Regions from separate parts of the Homo sapiens genome. Here region 2 is linked to region 1. A link is an interaction called in ENCODE POLR2A ChIA-PET data of the cell type or tissue named here. Cell type or tissue: PC-3. All regions are shown on one strand.

The links. ChIA-PET counts read pairs that join two places held together with the same protein. Peaks named below come from ENCODE experiments on the same cell type or tissue, not always from the same donor. Only the 100,000 strongest peaks of a DNase experiment are listed, where the experiment ranks them.
Region 2: POLR2A ChIA-PET joins it to region 1 with 5 read pairs; 3 of 35 experiments call an interaction of 5 or more read pairs at or near these places.

The regions. Positions count from the first base shown.
Region 1 is chr12:11,940,663-11,943,162 of GRCh38, reverse strand. No RefSeq gene overlaps it. Among named protein-coding and RNA genes, the nearest start is that of BCL2L14, 130 kb to the left of the region's middle. In PC-3, no CTCF peak of the experiment used is centred here; DNase peaks (open chromatin) are centred at 1,012 and 1,362; H3K4me3 peaks cover 240 bases; H3K27ac peaks cover 1,986 bases.
Region 2 is chr12:11,829,718-11,832,217 of GRCh38, reverse strand. All of the region lies in intron 2 of ETV6 (ETS variant transcription factor 6), which reads right to left. Among named protein-coding and RNA genes, the nearest start is that of ETV6, 180 kb to the right of the region's middle. RefSeq lists an enhancer at 1,736-1,935. In PC-3, no CTCF peak of the experiment used is centred here; no DNase peak of the experiment used is centred here.

The DNA.
Region 1 (2,500 bases):
TGTGACTTGGGGTAATTACTTATCTGAAACCTCACTTTGTTAATTTAAAATATGAGATTAATAATTCATTTTATCACATGATGGTTGCAAAACTTCAATGAGAAATCACAGGTAAAGCACTCGGCATTCAGTAAATGCCTCCAAATGGTAGTTGTTAGTAGCATCATTAATAGATGCTTAATAACTATGTTCCTTGCTCCTACTGCTTTCTCATTTCTTTCTAGAGAATTCCGTCAGTCCTGTGATTTGCCTATTGCATTACATGGTGGATAATTTCTCTTCCAAACTCTCTCCTGTCTGTTCAGCACGCTCAGGCATTTATCATTGCAGGTGGGTATTGATGCAATAATTTTTGTGTCTATGGTTTGCGTCTTAAACCCAAGTTAAGGTTTCTGAAGTTGGGATTCTATTTTATAGCTTTTGAATCCCTACTGGCTTACACAGTGTTGCAATCACAGTAGATGCTCAGTAAATATGGAGTGGCACAGATGAATAACATTTCACCTTAGAATATAATCAGGCCTATGCTGGGATGAAAATAATACCCCCTTAATCGTCACTCTATATTCTACTCCCAATCACCACCACCCCTGCACTCCACATCCTTTTTTTTTTTTTTTTTTTTTTTTTAAAGACAGGGTCTGGTTCTGCTGCCCAGAGTGGAATGCAGTGGTGCAATCTCCACTCAGTGCCATCTCCTCCTCCTGGGCTCAAGCAATCCTCTCATCTCAGCCCCTCGAGCAGCTGGGACTACAGGCACATGCCGCCATGGCTGGCTAATTTTTGTATTTTTTGTAGAGACAGGGTTTTGCCATGTTGTCCAGGCTGGTCTTGAACTCCTGAACTCAAGTGATCCACCTGCCTCCACCTCCCAAAGTGCTGGGTTTACAGGCATGAGCTACCATGCCTGGCCTCTCCACATTCCTTTATACAGGGCTGACCCCACCCAAGCTGGGGCCTACTGTGGTAGCCCAAGCTGGAACAGATTGCTGTGCAAATACTTGGCAAAGTAATCATCTATTTGTGGATAAGCAGAAATTGGCTGTATCCCCAGTAGAGTTTTGAATTGTCACTATTAACACCCATGAGTCACTAACATGGTGGGCCGAGTGATTTTTCTGCTAAGCTTATAGGGCATATTATACTAAAAATGCCACTGGCTTAGTCTGTTTTCTGTTGCTATAACAGAATACCACAGAATGGGTAATTTATAAAGAAAAGAAACTTCTTTCTCACAGTTCTGGAAGCTGGGGTGTCCAAGAGCACAGCACTGGCATCTGGTGAGGGTTGTCCCATGGTGGAAGGGCAGAAGGCAGAAGCAATTGCAGGAGATGAAGAGAGGAAATCAGACCACACCTGTGGTTTTTATCAGGACTCAGCTCCTGTGATGACTAACTGCTCCTGGGATAAGGGCATTAATCCATTCATGAGGATGGAGCTCTCATGGCCTAATCACTTCTTAAAGGCCTCACCTCTTCATACTGTAATGATGGCAATTAATTTCAACACATGAACTTTGGGGGACATAGCAGTTTACAGTCTTGTCCATCTGTCAGATCAGTGTCTGCTCCACTGATGTCACAAATATTTAAATGGGCTTCTTTATTTTTGACCAAGCACATAAGGCCTTTAAGTAATTCCTGGATCCCACATGTGGGTTGGGTTGGGGTTTAAATAAGAGGTGTTATTTTTCTCTTCATGGCTTCCAGGACAAGTTATGGTATGATGAGGGAAGTTAAGGGGGGAAATAAGAAAACTAATCCTGTACTTCTATTCCCTAAGCCAGAACTTTGATCTCACTTCCTAGAAATGGAAGCAGTAGGAACTAGATGGAAGAGCAGATGACTGGAATGACCCTTAACTCAGTGGAATTTAAGCCCCAGAAAACGTTACTTCATTGACCATGCTGTTTCATGTCCACCTTCCAGATCGCTCACAAATGCCTAATTTGACCAGCTCTACTCTGGGACATGCAGGGGAGTGAATTTTGGGAGGCATGGTTCCTGCTTAGTTAGACTGACACAGTGTAAAGTTACCACAGATAGCAGCTTAGTTAGCAGCCTAGGAAAAGAAAAGCCTGGAAGAGAGAAAGGAAAATATCAATTATATCTCTCAATTGTAAAAGTAATTTCTCCCTTCGTAGTTAGTATGCAATCCTTGAGTAATAGTTTCAGGTTGTATGAAAATCCTGATGCCCAACAAAGTTACCCAGTGGCTTCAGCATTTTCTCATGATCCTCGCTGAATCAATGTTTATAAATTGCCCGGACTGACCCTTCAAGCCAGGGCCTGTGAACCTTTACCGTGACCCTTGGACTCTGTGTCCTTCTTTATTTTGGAGAGGGAGGGAAGAGATCCCAGGCTCAACTTGCACTCCAGTCCTAGACCTGGAGCCCTTGTTCTTTTTAGTGGAGAATGATGTTTAGAAACCAACATCTGGTTGTTGGATGTGCTCATTGCTATTGGTGTGTCATTACACCTAAGCCCTTTCAATGAAAGTG
Region 2 (2,500 bases), 110 kb after region 1:
TGCTGATGTTACCCCATCCAACCCCATCAGCAGGCTGACATCATGCTTATTCTTATCCTGCTGCCCACATTTATTGTTTTCTTAAGCGTATTCCATGGTTTTCAGCTCACTTACGTTTTAAAATTCTAGAGCTCAGAAACTCTCCTTTATATGTTTCTTTTCATTAAGTTGCTTTTTCATCCATTATATACATCTTTTTAAAAATCGGAGCTCATTAGACTGGTACTCACAAAACAGTGAGAAGATAAATTGGCATCATCTCTCTGGCAAACAACTTAGTGATATTTTAAGAACCCTGTAAATGTTAACTTCTCAGAATCTACCTTAAAGAAATAACTTAGTATGTGGAAGAATCTTTCATGCACAAAGATGTCTATTGCAGTGTTATTTTTAATAATGAAAAACTAGGAACAGCAATAAGGAAATAAGTAATAGTTACTGACAATATCTATGATAGAAAATTAATGCAGCCAGTAACATGATGAAGAGTATGTATTCATATTGAAAAATAGTATGTGTACATATGTAATAATCTCAATGCATAGAAAAATACAATGAAACGTAAAAATATTCAAAGAATTGACACTCAGTAAAATTGTAGGTGATATTCCCTGTCTCCTTTTCCTTTTTTCTTTCTTATTTCTCATTCTCTATTAAGCATGTTTTACTTTTATATTTAAAAAACTATTTAAGGGCTGGGTGTGGTGGCTCACACCTGTAATCCCAGCACTTTGGGAGGCCAAGGCCGGTGGATTGCTTGAGGTCAGGAGTTTGAGACCAGCCTGGCCAACACGGTGAAACACTGTCTCTACTGAAATACAAAAATTAGCTGGGCATGGTGGCAGGCGCCTGTAATCCCAGCTACTTGGGAAGCTGAGGCAAGAGAATTGCTTGAACCCAAGAGGTGGAGTTTGCAGTGAGCCGAGATTGCACCACTGCACTCCAGCCTGGGCAACAGAGTGAGACTCTATTTCAAAACAAACAAACACACACACAGACACACACAGACACAGACACACACACACACAAACTATTTAAAAATTGAGCTAATCAGAGAATATCCCCAATATCGCCTCATCAGTTTCTTTAGTTGTCTCCCTTCCTTCTTATTCCAATAAGGGTCATATGCAGTTGATAAGTCAGGATTTCATTTTCAAGAGCAGCCCAAATGACTCTGAGTTGTGTCTCAGCATTCAGATCATGAGATCATAAATACTTTTCCCTACATTTTAAAAATTTGTCTTAAGTCAAGAAAACACATCTGTTCTTGTCTCTCATTTCCCTTCCCCAATCCTAAAATCATGTTTTTATTCTCACCCTCTGCTATCATTTCTACTTTTCCAGACAATTCCTCATTTGTCAGATTTGAGTGCAAATTAGCAATGCTCCTCAATGCATCTTCCACCTTCTGGGAGATGAAATTGTGAATTGTTAGGTACATGTGTTAAGAGTTAACATGTCCATGCATGTAGCTGAAGGGGATTTTGCAGTGATTTGCACACGGTGCCTGGCACATAACAGTCCCCAGGTTTAATGCCAGACTGTACAGCCAAAGATTTCCATTCCTAGGCAGTCCACATCTGAGCCAGCTCTGCAGTCTGTGATTGGCACCCCTCTCCTCCCCGACACATCTGATCACTTACTCCAGCTCTGGCTTTGATGGTCAGGACACTCAGCTCTGTGCAGTTCAAAACATTACCAGATGCTTCCGCATCCATGTCATGCCATCATCTATTCTGCGAGGGAGCTAAAGCTGGCACAACTGTATTTTCAGAAGAAACTGAAGTTCAGAAATCGAGGGACTTTCCCAAGGTCACAATGAACCTAAGACCAAAACTCCAGCTCCAGGCTTTCTGTATTACCCAGTGAACTTCCCCTGGGTTAAAGGAAATAATGGATGTAAAAGCCCCTTGCACTCTAAAATGCACTGTAAAAATGTTAAGGGAATGAGGAATAATAAACCATAAACTCAACTTCTCATGGCAGGCCTGGTCTAGCTGCAGATCCCGAATACTGCTCGGTGCCCACAGAGCACCTTCTGACCTCTGCTTGCCGAGGGCAGGGTTTACTTAGAGTTCTTCCCTGTGTACTCTGCCCTTCAAAAGAAAACCAAGTGTCCTCAGAGCCCTTCAAGCTGCTTCCCAGAGGCACTTTTCCGGAGACTTTTCTGCCTCCTTTCCCTTCCCCACCGGCCTGCTCTCTGCAAATCTGCTCAAAACCCCCAGGCCAGCCTTGGATGCATTCTGACAAGCTCCACATCTCACTCCTCTGGGTCTGCCTGTAATCTTGAATGTGCTATCTGACCAAAGCTGCTTTCTGCAAACAAATCCTGTCACTAGGGAATTGGAAGTTCCAAAACATTTCCTATTTCTGTCCTCAAGGTTAGCCTGTATCTCAGCACTAAGTTTCCAAGTGGAGGTCGGAAGGTTATACTCATGTCTTTCAGCCCAAAGTCCAAGAACAAGAACACTCTATGTTCATGTTCAGATCCAAAGTCACA